Regions from separate parts of the Homo sapiens genome. Here region 2 is linked to region 1. Evidence: read pairs that join two places in POLR2A ChIA-PET (ENCODE). Cell type or tissue: Caco-2. All regions are shown on one strand. Each heading gives the region's core, and the rest is flanking DNA. Links, peaks and the distances in the headings are about the cores only.

What was found. Peaks named below come from ENCODE experiments on the same cell type or tissue, not always from the same donor. Only the 100,000 strongest peaks of a DNase experiment are listed, where the experiment ranks them.
Region 2: POLR2A ChIA-PET joins it to region 1 with 15 read pairs; 4 of 35 experiments call an interaction of 5 or more read pairs at or near these places.

Annotation. Positions count from the first base shown.
Region 1 is chr3:184,037,972-184,045,436 of GRCh38, reverse strand. It overlaps HTR3D (5-hydroxytryptamine receptor 3D), which reads right to left. Exons shown (of 8, transcript NM_001145143.1): 6 at 7,164-7,416; 7 at 6,813-7,028; 8 at 6,068-6,691. The coding sequence ends at 6,462. Among named protein-coding and RNA genes, the nearest start is that of HTR3D, 10 kb to the right of the region's middle. RefSeq lists an enhancer at 6,310-6,810. In Caco-2, for the core only: no CTCF peak of the experiment used is centred there; a DNase peak (open chromatin) is centred at 5,246.
Region 2 is chr3:183,908,706-183,916,545 of GRCh38, reverse strand. No RefSeq gene overlaps it. Among named protein-coding and RNA genes, the nearest start is that of MIR4448, 26 kb to the right of the region's middle. RefSeq lists an enhancer at 7,218-7,719. In Caco-2, for the core only: no CTCF peak of the experiment used is centred there; a DNase peak (open chromatin) is centred at 3,145.

The DNA of each region.
Region 1 (7,465 bases), core at 2,466-7,465:
GTGAGACCCCATTTCTACATATGCCTGTAGTCCCAGTTACTTGGGAGGCCGAGGCAGGAGGATCGCTTGAGCCTAGGAGTTCAAGGCTGCAGTGAGCCATGATTGCACCACTGCACTCCAGCAAGACCCTGTCTTACAAAAGAAAGAGGCTGGGTGGGGTGCCTCACACCTGTAATCTCAGCACTTTGGGAGGTTGAGGCAGGCAGATTGCTTGAGCTCAGAGGTTTGAGGCTAGCCTGGGTGACATGGTGAAACTCCATCTCTACAAAGAATACAAAAATTAGCCAGGTGTGGTGGCGCATGCCTTTAGTCCCAACTACTTAGGAGGCTGAGGTGGAGGTTGCAGTGAGCTGAGATCACACTGCCCTCCAGCCTGGTTGATTGAGTGAGACCCTGTCAAAAAAGAAACAAAAAGAAGGAAGGAAAGAAGAAAGGAAGCAAATAAAGAAAGAAAGGAAAGGAAAGGAAACTGAGGGGCAGAGAGGTCCAAAATCTTACTCAGGCCGGGCATGGTGGCTCACGCCTGTAATCCCTGCACTTTGGGAGGCCGAGGCAGGTGGATCACCTGAGGTCAGGAGTTCGAGACCAACTTGGCCAACATGGTGAAACCGCGTCTCTACTAAAAATACAAAAATTAGCCAGGCATGATGGTGGGTGCCTGTAATTCCAGCTACTCGGGAGGCTGAGGCAGGAGAATCACTTGAACCCAGGAGGTGGAGGTTGCAGTGAGCTGAAATCGCACCACTGCACTCCAGCCTGGGCGACAGAGTGAGACCCTATCTAAAAGCAAAACAAAACAAAACAAAACAAAAAACAAACAAGAAAAACAACAAAAAAAAAACTTGCTCAGTGTCCACTCAGGTGGAAATTGGTAGAATCCAGATTCAAAGCCAGATTAATCTGATTCTATTGCTCTTTCTTTGCTCTTTTTATTATTTCACAGCTAGGGAATCTTGTTGACTGGTTCATTATGTTCCTAGGTTTTCATCAGTGAAATCCCTGGGCCTGAACAGTGCTTGGATCCCAAGGTAAATAGCAGGGGCAGCAGCTATAGTTTTGCAAATCACAGGTACCAATATCTAGCTCCTCAGCTTATCCCAAGAGGATCACACTGCATGGCCCCTGGTGGTCCGTTCATCTGGGACTCTGGGAGATCAGATTTGGAATATAGATGTTAGCTGGCAAGGGCAGAATTTGATGGTGGAAGGAGGCTGTGAGGGCTGCCATTCTGCATCCCGGATAGATGGCAATCACATGCAGAGGGCATTGGCCAGGGCTAGGGAGCTGGGAGAGCAGGAGGTATCTAAAGCACCCAAATCACCAGCTGGGTCACCAGCTGAGGTCAGGCTGCTATAGTGCCTGGGAGCAGGAGAGTGGGAGCGTCCTGGGCCTCCTGAGCCGCACCTAGGATAAAAGGCTGATGGACAAGCCTTCACCTGTGGCTGCCACTTTCACAGGCCCAGGCTCTTTTCCCAGGCACTGTTGAATGATGATAACTTCATACTTGTCACTTCACTTCTCTCCACTTCATTTTTCCCATCTGAAAAAGGAGGGGGTTGACCTGGAAATCTGTAATTCTTTATGTCTCTTGCCTCCCACCTAGAAGACTGTTTTGCACTTCAGATTTCAGCCTGTGTGAAAAATGGACGCTCTCTGGTGTTTCACATTCAGTTTTGCAGCTTCTATCAACTTATTAATAATTGTCAATAGCAATATTCGAAACATAATTTAATCTGTGTTATTAGCTCTACTTCACAAATGAAAAAAATTTTTAATATATAAGGTTAAGCCACTTGGCCAATATGATCCAACTAGCAAGTAATGGCATCAGATTAAAAACCCAGGACAGCCAGATGCCAGATTTCTCTCTACTGTACCTTCGTTTTTTTCCTGCTGTATAAAAGAACCAGTGCCAATGAACTGTCAAATAAGAGAGGTTATCAAAGGGAGAATCAGAAATAGAAGAGGAGAAAAAGGACAGGTTTGAAACAATGCCTGTGGCTTCACATCCTAGAGTAGACCTGAAGGAAGGGGCAGGGCCTTCCTTCAGGTCCTTCAGGTCCTGCCCTGAAACACGATAACAAGACAAATATTCTAGTGTGAAGTTAATATGGAACCAAAAGAAAGTAGATTAAACATGGAAAAATGCTTTTTTTTTTTTTTGAGACAGGGTCTCACTCTGTCACCCAGGCTTCAGAGCAGTGGCGTGATCTCGGTTCACTGCAGCCTTGACCTGCCAGGCTCAAGAGATCCTCCCACCTTGGCCTCCTAAGTAGCTGGGACCACAGGTGCATGTCACCATGCCATGACTAATTTTTCGTATTTTTTGTAGAGATGAGGTTTAGACTGTTGCCCAGGCTGGTCTCGAACTCCTGAGCTCAAAGGATCTGCCTGCCTTGGCCTCCCAAAGTGCTGGGATTACAGGCGTGAGCCACCATACCTGGCTGAAATACTGTTTATAATGGTTTAGATAATGAGAAAGTGAACATGTGAGAACCACAGGATAGCACTGCAGATGAATGGACAAAGTGAGGAGCTGCCAGGCAGAAACAGGCTGTCAAATGCAAGGTGGCACAGGAGGGACCAGTGCCTGTCAGCAAGGTTTCTAAAGAGGTCATAAATTACCTTGCAAAGCCTTTCAGAGGTTTGCCAGATAACAAGAGGAAAGTCATTAGCACAAACTGTACTTATCATATGATTCTATTATAGATGGAACAGCAAAGCAGCAGGCACACCTGTTAATTTTGTGGGAGAGCTCCAGATTCAAAGGTTCTGTATGATTACCATTGATGTTAGGATCACATGTTCAGATTTTGCTTGTGGAGAAAATAAAATCACTATAATTATATCATGCCTTCTCTTACTAAAAGGAGATATATAGAATATTAATCCATGTGTCAAAAAAGATAAACTGCACACTTCTGTTAAAATAAAACTTAAAGCTACATTTTGGGGAAAATGTGAAGAAACGAAGCAGAGAAATATGTACCTGGCCAGACATGGTGGCTCCCACCTGTAATCCCAGCACTTTGGGAGGCCGAGTTGGGCAGATCACCTGAGGTCAGGTGTTCGAGACCAGCCTGGCCAACATGGTAAAACCCCGTCTCTACTAAAAGTACAAAAAAATTAGCCAGGCATGGTGGCGCATGCCTGTAGTCCCAGCTCAGGAGGCTGAGGCAGGAGAATTGCTTGAACCTGGGAGGCAGAGGTTGCAGTGAGCCAAGATTGCACCACTGTACTCCACCACTGTACTCCAGCCTGCGTGACAGAGTGAAACTCTGTCTCAAAAAAAAAAAAAAAAAAAAAAGAAAGAGAAAGAAAAAGAAAGAAATATGTACCTGAAGATGGGGGGAAGACAAAATAATGCAAATTGATCTTAAATAATTTCAGAGCCCCTCAAAAGCTGGGTAAACAAGCTACTCTGAAAAAGTTGAGGGTGAGTTTTCAAGTGAGAATGACCATCTCAGTATGGGGTTATAGGAGTGGAAGGTCCGCAAGGGTCTGGCAGTACAATGTACATTAGCAGCCAAAAAACTAAATCCAGAGGGAGCACAGAGAAAAGATGAATCGGTCAGAGTCGATTTGGGAAATACACTTTCCAGAAAGGAATGGAGAAAGTATAAATAGTGAACTTAGGTGCTGGGCCTTATGACGGGGTAAGGAGAGAGTGGGTAAGGGATAGAGGTGGGACTTGGGAAAATGGCGGAGGGAGTAAAAGGAAATGTAAAAGAAAGTTTGTCTTTGGGACCCTGATCAGGGCCTTGCTCTTGCTGTTTTAATTCTCCTAAAGTGTCAGCTGATAGAGACTTGAAGTGATACCGATGTCTCCATATGGGACTCTGAGCACCTCTCTGGGTTTCCTCCTCAATTTGGAAAGCAATGTAGCAGACAGGTTAGGAGTCCAGCCTCTAGGAGTCAGCCAGCCTCGGGTCAGACTGCAGCTCTGTCGCTTAACTAGCTGTGGAACCTTGTGAGGCCACTAACTGGCCTCTCTGTCTTCATGTTCTACAGGTAAAAAATGGAGACAATAATACAAAACCACAGTTCTAAAATCTAAAGAGCTTGGAAAACTAAATGATTTTTTACAAATATTTGGTGGCGGCCGGGCGTGGTTCCTCATGCCTGTAATCCCAGCACTTTGAGAGGCCGAGGCGGGTGGATCACCTGAGGTCGGGAGTTCGCGACCAGCCTGGCCAACATAGTGAAACTCTGTCTCTACTAAAAATACAAAAACTTAGCCGGGCATGGTGGCGGGTGCCTGTAATCCCGGCTACACGGGAGGCTGAAGCAGGAGACTCGCTTGAACCCGGGAGGCGGAGATCGTGCTGAGATTGTGCCATTGCACTCCAGCCTGGGAAACAAGAGCGAAACTCCGTCTCAAAAAAAAAAAAAAAATACACCAAATATTTGGTGGCAAAACAGACCAGAATTGATGCAAAGCTATTCATAGTTTTATTTTTTCCACCTAGTGTGAATATTCTTAGATTTCATTGCAGAAATATTAATCTGCTGGTTACAGGGTGCTGCTCCATACCCCAGTTGGGGCGTCAGTAACATATAGTAAATAAATGCACACTTATGACCTTTTTAAAATCTGAAAAATTCCGAACTCCAAAACACATTTGGCTCCAAAGGTTTTTGAATCTATGGTTCCTACTTCATAGCGTTACTATGAGCATTCACACGGCGCACTTAGAGTGCCTGCCGCGTATTAATAACTCAGTAACTGGTGGTTATTATTACTAGTACTGTGTCTTTCCTGAAGGCCCACCTTTTAGAAATCTGTGAGTTGAGGAACTGCCAAAATAATGACAGACACAGCAATTTACTTAGGTGAATGTGAGGGCTGTATTCCCCAGGTTGTGGACATGCCTGGAGGACGGTAATGGTGAAAAGAATGCCGGCAGCGTTCTGGAAACTGAGGAGCAAAAGATCTTCTTGGAAAAACAAAAACAAAAACAAAATGCATCCTAAAAAGAGAATGAAGGGACACAATTTGGTTTGAAGACCATGGGCCTGAGTGACAGGAGGGATTCAGAGTATTGCAGGGTATTTCTGATTTAACACCCCAGATGCCCATGGGCCCCTCTGGAGTCCCAGTGGAACTGAAAGAAAAAAGCGAGTGACAGCTGGTCCTGGGGTTGCAGCATCCAGCTGGGAGCCTCTGTAGCTCCAGGATCCAGTCCCGACCATGGCTATGGCTCTGAGAGAGCAGATACTCTTGCAGCTAATGTGGGGTAGAACCTTTGGCAGGCACTAGCACTACCTCTAGTGGACATTAGCAACCTTGCCACCCTTTGGGCATCTACAGTGACCAGAGGGAGCCGAAGGAGTTTGGGAAAGAGCAGTGGAGAGGAGAAGCCAGAGAAATATTATTTAGTGAACCATTTTGTGAGTCTATTTTTACTCCTAGATGGTCATGATTTGGGAAATATGAGCTACAGATAGAAAGTAGTAGAATAAATGAAAGAAATGGAAATAAATCGTTGCGAAAAAGAAAATATGATGTTTGAGTGTAGTTAAGTTGCCCTCAAATAGGTGCTTTCTGAACCAACAAATGCCTTAGCTCTCATGTCCAAGGGCACAGTAGAGCCTCAACTTGTGCAAGGCAGCTAGTGCTCCCTAGGCAAAGACCTTCGAAATAATAAGACAAGTGTTAGGAAAAGGCACTTTCCAGTTCATACGGGGGCATTTGTGTTCCTCTCAAGTAAAGTAGATGTCATTTTCAAATGTGCTTCCCTTGGCCTTATGTTCTTTTCTTAGCATGATTAAGGGTACATCAACTCAAATTGCAACACAGATACTTTAACGGTAATGCAGGATTATGTTAACACTCTAAGTACTTAATGATGAATGAGTCATACGTCAGGGTGTAACAAAAGGCTGCGCTCTTTAAGCAGGAGAGGCCTAGTTTTGGCACATTAATTTCTGAAGCTTAAGTCCAGAGTAGCTGGATTTAGGAAGTTAATCTCTGTTTTTCTATAATTCCTTCTAATAGATTTTGGCCCCTTCTTTCTCTTCCCCTACATTTCACATGTTGTCTGATAGACTTAAAAAAACACACACGTAAGAGAAAATCCTTTTTACTTTGGCTGAGAAGTTTCTGCAAGAAGACTCTCAATCCCAAGATTTTTTTTACCATAACAGAATTCAGGGAAAAGCCAATACTTTCTGCAAAGGGGCATATTGGGGTGATTTAATCAAGGACGTACCCTAGGAACCTGAATCCTGAGGAGCCAGGGAGGTATGGGAGGGCTGAGTGGGGCTGATGGCATGCAGGAGCAAGGACCCGACTTTTGGAGGGCATAGGAGACTATTCAGGTCTGGTCTGAAACTACACAGAGGACTGGGTTAAAAATGAGGCGGTTGACAGGGCCACAAGGCTGACTGAGAGCCTGACTGGTTTCTGGAGTTCTCTGGCAAAAAGAAGTCCAGACTGAAGTTTGCAGGTGAGCACCTGCCTAGGTGTTCCAGAGGCATATGACGGTGATGATGGAGGAGGCCATGAAGAGCAGGTAGAGGCGGAAGAGCAGGGCGTCCATCGCGTGGCTGAACTGCACCCACAGCTCCACCGAGTGCTGCTTCTGGGCCTCGTGTTCCCGCTGGGCCCTTGTCCATTCTGAGCCCCCTGTCAGCTCTGCCTCCCCAGGGCCTGGCATCTGCCCTGCTGATACCTCTGGCTCCTTCACACCTACAGAAAGACAGAGACTCAGCCATGGGCTGCAAATGTCACCTGTGGAGGGAGGGAGACAGGGAAGGAGGCAGGAGCAGAGAAGTGGAGGTGGGGGAAGAGGAAGTATGACTTCCCTCACCGGGCAGGTGGGTGGGGGTGAGACCCGGGCCCTTATTTCCCTTCTGGGGCGCAGTGGGACAGCATCTCCCTTGGCCGGTGCAGTGCAGCAGCAGGGAGTGGAGCCACCGAGGCAGAGGTAGGGGCTGGGTGGTGGCCACGTGCAGCAGGTGGGTGATGAAGATGGTCTCCAGCAGGCTGCCCACCATCAGGGACAGGCACAGGGCGAAGTAGACACCTGCAGGCAAGGGGGTCTGCATGAGGGCCAGAGGCGCCACCTAGAATTTCTTGTTTCTTTCCCAGAGGATCTTTTTCCAGGATCCCTTTTCACTTCGCCTGGTTCTGCCCATCCCTCTCCCCATCCAACACACACCTCGCTTTTGGTCTCTTGATGGATGAGGACGTACTAGTGAAGCATGTGATGAAGTGCTAGTGGCTGGGAGCAAGTCATTCATCATGAGCAGGAAGACGCTGTAGCCCAGCAGAACAGTCATCTTGAATGGGGCACAATTCCCACTTTCCAGTGGCAGGTAGAAACTGAGGGCATCGATGGCAATCAGAATGCCACTGGGCACCAGAAAGTTTACCACGTAGGGGCTGGGCCTGCACCTGCGCCTGATGGCCACCTGGTGGGGAGGAGAAGGAGGGGCAAGTGAGAAGTAGGCTGGGAGGCTG
Region 2 (7,840 bases), core at 1,025-6,024, 130 kb after region 1:
GGCAGGAGAACCACTTGAAACCGGAAAATAGAGGTTGCAGTGAGTTGATTGTGCCACTGCACTCCAGCCTGGGCAACAAGAGTGAAACTCTGTCTCAAAAAAAAAAAAAAAAAAAAAAAAAAAAATCTCTGTTGGCAGTTGTGTCCACACAAGAAATCCCTTTCAGAATCTGATCTCGGGAAAATTCTCTGCTTCTCAGTGAGGATTCTGGAACACATTGTTTCCTCCTTCTTATTTTAGCCGACAGGAAGCTCAGGGCCCTGTATGTTTATCTCAGCTTGTTTCCCTCATCCTTCATAATATTTTGATCTTTCCTTTTGACCGTCTTGAATATTATTTATTTATTCATTTATTGAAATGGAGTCTCGCTCTGTCTCCCAGGCTGGAGTGCAGTGGCACGATTTTAGCTCACTGCAACCTCCACCTCCCGAGTTCAAGCAATTCTGCCTCAGCCTCCCATGTAGCTGGGATTACAGGCCCGTGCCACCACGCCTGGCTAATTTCTTTATTTTCAGTAGAGATGGGATTTTGCCATGTCGGCCAGGCTGGTCTCGAACTCCTGACCTCAGGTGATCCACCTGCCTCGGCCTCCCAAAGTGCTGGGATTACAGGCATGAGTCACTGTGCCCAGCCTTGAATATTTTTAATATTTTAAATAATAGCTGCCATGAATCATTCTCGGATAAGATGAATATCCTGGGAACAATAAAGACATCATTCTGGTTGGATGGCTAATTCTACTGCCCTTGATGGGGTGCGATTGTGGGTGTGTGTGTTGGGGGCAGGGAGGGGGAGGATGTTGGCTGCCCTTTGCCACACTCTTCGGACACGAAGCCTCTCCCTGTGCCCTGAGATCATCCTGGCTGGAGCACAGCATGGCAGTGGCGAGTCCCACTGCCCCGCTCCCCTTACTCAAAGCTGGGCTTGAAGGAAAGCAGCTCCCCGTGGGAACTCCACTGGAACACTCTGCAAAATTCTAGATGCTGAGTTCATTGCAAGCTGTCAGGCAGCACGTCATCCTTTCTTCATCTACGAAACCTGGGGATGTGCAGAACCACTGGTCATAGAGTCACACCAAGAGTGAAAGAAGGAACTATTGATAATAAAATATGCAAAGCAGGGCTATGTCCTCTAGCGCTGGCCCGTGCCCTGGCTTGCCTGGATGTGGTCCCTGAGTCTGCCCCTCCTTCAGTTAGAGGATCCTGGGTCTCCCAGCCCTCCCCAGAAATAGCTCCTGTCCTTTGGGGCCTTCACATAATGTCTAGAGGCAGGCAAGCCCCCTGTATTTGTTCCCATTCACTCCCATGGGCACTGGGACACATTGGACAAGTTAAACACAACCGCAAGGAATGGAATTCTCCTTCTGTGTTCAGGTGCATGGAGGTAACTGGAGGGGGGTCTCTTCTGCCTAGTTCTCATTCCTTCCACCTCTAGTGGTCTCTGTAGCTCCTTATTTTTATCTCCTCCCTTTCCTAGTCAGGGAGAAGTAGGGGGTGGGCCTACCTTGCTGGAGTGGGGGTGTGGGGCGGAGCAACTTCCAGGCACTGAGTGTGGAGTGGGTACTGGGTTTGGGTCGCTCTAGAAGGGGAAAGGGGTGTTCTTTTGTTCTGAGATCTATCCACAGGAGGGGGTGTTGCGGGATCTACAGTGAGGGTCAGTCTGCTATGGGAAACGGCCCCTGCCTGGGCACAGGCCCATGGCTAAAGCTGTTGATCCAGCATTCCTTAACCACTGTTTCTCCAAGGGCCATGGAAGGGGCTCTCCCCTGGATGGGGTCTGCAGACAGACAAGGGAGGAGAAGAAAGAATACACCAGCTCTGAGGCCCTGGGGCAGCCTCAGGCGGGAAGCACACGCCAGGCCCGGGGGCAGCCTGAGCCACACGGAGGCCTCTGAGGCCAGGCCGGAACCTTTGGAAGTGTGACTAGCTCTGCTTCCTCGTGTGTGTGTTCTCTTAGCCTATAGGAACCTTCCTTGTGAGAATGCCAGCCTGTCACAGCTGGGAGGCAGCTGTGGAAAGAGAACACTGAATTTGGAGACTGAAGGCCTGGGTAGAATTGTGGCCGCCCTCCCACTTCCTTGAGCAAATCACTACACCTGCTGAGCCTTGCCTTCATCTGTGAGGGGATGAAGCCTTCACATAATAGCCTTCACCGTGCTGTAGAGGGGATAGATTTAGAAATTTGGTGTGGAAATACCTCATATAGGGAAGGGGCGCAGCCGCGTCATCTGTCATCTTAGTTGAATTGTTTTTGTTTTGTTTTGAGACGAAGTCTCGCTCTGTCACCCAGGCTGGAGTGCAGTGGTGTGATCTCGGCTCACTGCAACCTCCGCCTACCAGGTTCAAGCGATTCTCCTGCCTCAGCCTCCCGAGTAGCTGGGATTACAGGCACCCATCACACCTAGCTAATTTTTGTGTTTTCAGTAGAGATGGGGTTTCACCATGTTGGCCAGGCTGGTCTCGAACTCCTGATCTCGGGTGATCCACCCACCTCAGCCTCCCAAAGTGTTGGGATTACAGGTGTGAGCCACTGCGACCTGCCTGAGTTGTTCTTAGAGGAGCAGAGGCTGAGTGTTGTCCATTCTTGGCCTAGAAGTCAAACAAGGAAACAGAGAGGCCTGTGGTCTGGGGGGCAGGCATGGCTGGAATCATAAGGATATCACTGAGGGGGAAGGTGCAACTTGGACAGGGGCTGCCACAGGGTCAGCCACTCTGCATGGGAACTCCTGTAAGGGGGACCGTGTGGCCCACCTCCACCTGCTCACTGAGGAGGCCGCAGCTCACAATCAGACACGGAGGGCCTTGGCTGGGCGCAGGAGGGGCCGGTCACCCAGGGCCTCCGCTCCAAATCTGTGTTCCTGTGACCTGCCACCCTGGAATCTGATCGCACCCTGGCCCGTTGTGCTGGGTAGTCTCTGTTCCCAGTACCGTGTCCCAGCCTTAGCTGCCAGCATGCTGTCACCCTTGGGCACAGAGGGAGGGTAGGAAGTTTGTCAAAGTTCAACACACTTGGAAATGTTGAGCAGGCAAATCTCCTTTTGGGATGATAAACTTTAAGAAACAGCTACAGGCCGGGTGCGGTGGCTCACGCCTGTAAACCCAAAGAAAGTTGAGAACTGGCGCCTGCCCTTGAACTGCTCATGCTGTGTAATCAAGGCGGGGCGAACACAGTGATAACAGGGCAAGTCTCAGCCCAGAACAAAGCAAGGGCCACTGTGGGAGACGGTTGGTGTGTTTGGAGGTAGTAGAGATTGGCGGAGTAGCTAGTGAAGCTTTCAGAGGCCTGCAGTCTCTTCAGCAGTATTTTGAGGAGGGAGGAACGTGATTTGTTGGAAACAGAAGGCAGGGGTTTGTGGAAATTGCAGCAGTATTACTATCTGCACAAGCATAGTACAAATAGCACTTCCATAGCACAATCCATAGCACTTTCACACCAGCTCAGCTTATCCCCCAGCAGCCCTGTGGGGTAAGCACTGTTATCATCACATCAACCTGAGATAAGGTAGGTAGAAATTCTAGAGATGGAGATGCAGGGGTGAGGTGCTCTGAGCAGAGGGAACTGCAGACGCTTGTTAACAACCTCTCCAAACAGGTAGGGGCTCCAGGCCTCTGATATCTCTGTCCCTTGACTTTTAAAAAATTTAGTAAAATAGATGCAACATAAATTTTAGCATTTTAACCATTTTTAAATGAACAGTTCAGTGGGATTAAGTACATTCACATCATTGTGCTATCATCGTGACCATCCATTTCCAGAACACTTTTTCATCTTTCCAGACTGAAACTCTGTACCCACTGAACACTGTCCCTTGACTCTCTAAGCCTCAAGTGGAAATGGGTCTCTGTCATGACTGGCATTATGCCTATGGATTCCCTAACACATCTTTGCAAACACTCTTTTTTTTTTTTTTTTTTTTGAGATGGAGTCTCGCTCTATCACCCAGGCGGGAGTGCAGTGCTGCGATCTCAGCTCACTGCAACCTCTGCCTCCCAGGATCAAGCGATTCTCCTGCCTCAGCCTCCTGAGTAGATGGGATTACAGGCACACACCACCACACCTGGCTAATTTTTTGTATTTTTAGTAGAGACGGAGTTTCACCATGTTGGTCAGGCTGGTCTCGATCACCTGACCTCGTGATCTACCCACCTCTACCTCCCAAAGTGCTGAGATTACAGGTGTGAGCCACTGCGCCAGGCCTGCAAACAGTCTCTTAATTAAACTATCCTCAATGTACCCCACTGGACTGTGACATCATTCTCTTGCTGGGCATTGGTACAGTAGCTCTATGATGCAATTTGCTAAAATGATCTTATCTCCATTGTACAAATAAGAAGCTGAGGCAAGAGGAAGCTAAATAATTGCCCAAGGTCACAAAACCAGTAAGAGATAGATCTGGGATTTAAACTCCAGCAGTCTGGTTCCAAGATAGTTGAAACCTAAGAGAAGGCTACATAGTTGAATATGGTGGTGCCGCTGTAGTCCCAGAGACTCAGGAGGCTGTGGCAGGAGGATTGGTTGAGCCCAGGAATTTGAGGTTACAGTGAGCTATGATCATGCCACTGCACTGCAGCCTGGGTGACACAGTGAGACACTGTTGAAAGAAAGAAAGAAAGAATGAGAGAGAGAGAGAGAAAGAGAGGGAGAAAGAAAAAGAAAAGAGAGAAAGAAAAAGGAAGAAAGAAAGAAGGAAAGAAAGAACGAAAGAAAGAAAAAGAACGAACAAACGAATGGGAGAGAGAGAGACAGAAAGAGAGAAGGAGAGAAAGAAAGAAAACAAAGGAGAAAGAAAGAGGCCAGGCATGGTGGCTCACACCTGTAATCCCAGCACTTTGGGAGGCTGAGGTGGGCGGATCAGGAGTTCAAAACCAGCCTGGCCAACATGGTGAAACTCCATGTCTATTAAAACTACAAAAATTAGCTGGGCGTGGTGGTGGGCGCCAGTAATCCCAGCACTTGGTACTCGGGAGGCTGAGGCAGGAGAAAGAACCGAGAGAGAGAGAGAGGAGAGAGAGAGAGAGAGAGAGAGAAGGCAGAGGGGCAAGGGGAGAGAGAGACAGAGAGAAGGCTACAGAGAAACATGGGGATTCAGCACAAGCTGAAGAGACCTCAGGAAGGCTGCTGCACATCTGGGCGGAGGAGAGCAGGAGTAGGAGCCCAGCCTCAGGCGTGTTGAGATGGAAGAGCATGTCCTGATGGGAGACACTGCCACTGCTAGCGGCTGCCTGCCCCTTGTCCCTCCCTGAGCTGAGCCATGCAGTCAGCTGACCCTGCCATGAAGAGGCTGTGAGGAGCCTCACCAGGGATGAGCTCCGAGGGCCAGAGGTGAGGATGATGCTGATATAGGAGTGAAGGTGTCTCAACCTGTCCCGGGCCACAGCCTTGCCACCCTGGTGAGTGGCATGGCCCGGGTGTGACTGATGTGACCAAATGGATTTACTCCACTGGGGAAGGGCTCCTGGGTTTGCCTCCCTCCACAGCACTGCCTGGGAGCACCAGCATAAAAGCAAGGCCAGGCGCCTGGAAGAGCGGGGAGAGAGTGGTGGCCACAGTGTGTCAGAGCCTTGGGACCGAGAAGCAAAAGTGAGGAGAGGAGACACAGGACCAGGGAGATGCTCTCCCTGCTCAGTGGGCTGGCTTTACTGGCCATCTCCTTCCTGCTCCTGAAACTTGGCACCTTCTGCTGGGACAGGAGCTGTCTTCCTCCTGGCCCACTCCCCTTCCCCATCCTTGGAAACCTGTGGCAGCTATGCTTTCAGCTGCACCCAGAGACACTGCTCCAGGTAGGAAGCCTGTGCTCAAGCTGGAGGCCCTAAAGGGGTGGACAGATGAACCCCTCTTCTCTCTCAGACCAGCGGCACTGGAGACAGAAAGAAGGAACAGAGGTCAGACACGTGTGGGGTGAATCCTGGTCTTACCATTCATTAGCTGGGAGGCTTTGAGCCTCAGTTTCCTCGCCTGTCAAATGCAGGGTGGGAGGGGGATTGCAGAAATTGTGGACTTCGTGCAGAATCTAAGAAGTCTAATCTAAGAAATTCTGAGTGCAGGAGAAGTCCACTGCCAATGGAACAGGGTGGCGAAAACCACTGAACAGAGCTCAACTCCAGGAGAGCACTGTGTGTGGCTGGAAGAAGTTTTCTGAAAAGCCACTTGAGATGGGAGTTGGGGGGAATGGGACCCCCACAAGGGCACATTCAAGTGACGTTACTCAAGGAATCTGTGCACAAAGCCACCACCAGGGTAGCTGGAGCCTCAGCTGAAGGGCGCTGTTGGATTGAGTGGGTGGGACTGGGGTGCTGCTGAGAATGATTGTGGGCAGGACACTGTCTTTCCTAAGGCCATGTTCAGCCCTCTTCTTATTCACACTCAACACATTTTTAAAAAATATCTGGTTGGCGCTATCAGACAATTATGATCCTCAGGCTTCCCACGCAGTGGAAAGAGCACTGTACTGGGAGTCAGGAGACCTGGGTTCTAGGTCTTCATCTTTTACTGTCTTTTTTGGCCTGTTTTTTTGGGGGTTTTGTTTATTGTTTTGTTTTGAAACGGAGTCTTGCTCTGTTGCCCAGGCCGAAGTACAATGGCACAATCTCAGCTCACTGCAAACTCCACCTCCCGGGTTCAAGCGATTCTCCTGCCTCAGCCTCCCAAGTAGCTGGGATTACAGACGTGTACCACCAAGCCCTGTTAATTTTTGTACTTTTAGTGAGACGGGGTTTCACCATGTTGGCTAGGCTGGTCTCAAACTCCTGACCTCAGGTGATCCACCCGCCTCGGCCTCCCAAGTGCTGGGATTACAGGCGTGAGCCACTGCACCCGGCCTGGCCTCTGTTTTTTTTAAACTCATAAAATGGAGATAAATTGCCTACCTGCACACTTATACTGAGGGTGGACTCAAGCAAAATATGTAAAGCCCACGTAGGACACCAAGCCCTTGAGAAACTGGTTATTTAATATCATCTGTAAAATGGGTAGAACATTCCACCTCCCAGGATTAATGGGCCCTGACTATTCCAAGTGCACAGGGGACCTGTGACCCAGGGCTTGGCTTGCCTGGGGAACGGGGCTGGAGGCACTCTGAGAAGGTGCTCCTGCAGTAAGTGTCCCCCATCTCTCCACAGCTGGCGCAGAGTGTGTTCACCGTGTGGGTGGGCCCGATCCCCGTTGCGGTGCTGAGTGGCTTCCAGGTGGTGAAGGAAGCACTGGTCTCCAACTCGGAGCAGTTCTCCGGCAGGTCCCTCACCCCGCTCTTCCAGGACCTGTTTGGAGAACGAGGCAGGGCTGCCCCTCCTGCTGGGGAGGGGGAGGCGGCTAGATGGTCACTACACTCAGGGAGTTGGGGATGGCTCAGAGCTGTTAACAGAGAGGGGACTGCCCAGGAGGACCTGCGTGAGGGGTGGGGGTGGGATGACAAGGAACCAGCTCTGGGAGTTGAAAGACCTGGATTCAAGTCTCAACCCAAGCCCTGGCCAGCTCTGGGACCCCGGACAAGTCGGCCTCACTCTCTGCCCCTCAGTGGGCTCCTGTGTAGATGGGGATAATGATGGCTTTATATCCTGAGAATGTGGGGAGGGGATTAAGTGGCCAAAATACCTGAGAGTGCGCACTCAGTGCCTGGCTCAGCAAATGCCCTTGTTCCCTCCTTCCCTCTCCCCAGAACCCCTCCTCCCCTTCTTCTTCTTTTTTTTTTTTTTTTTTTGACCCAGAGTCTTGCTATGTTGCCCAGGCTGGAGTGCAGTGGCACAATCTCGGCTCACTGCAACCTCCACCTCCTGGCTTCAGGCAATTCTTGTGCCTCAGCCTCTCGAGTAGCTGGGATTACAGGCAGGCACCATCACGCCCG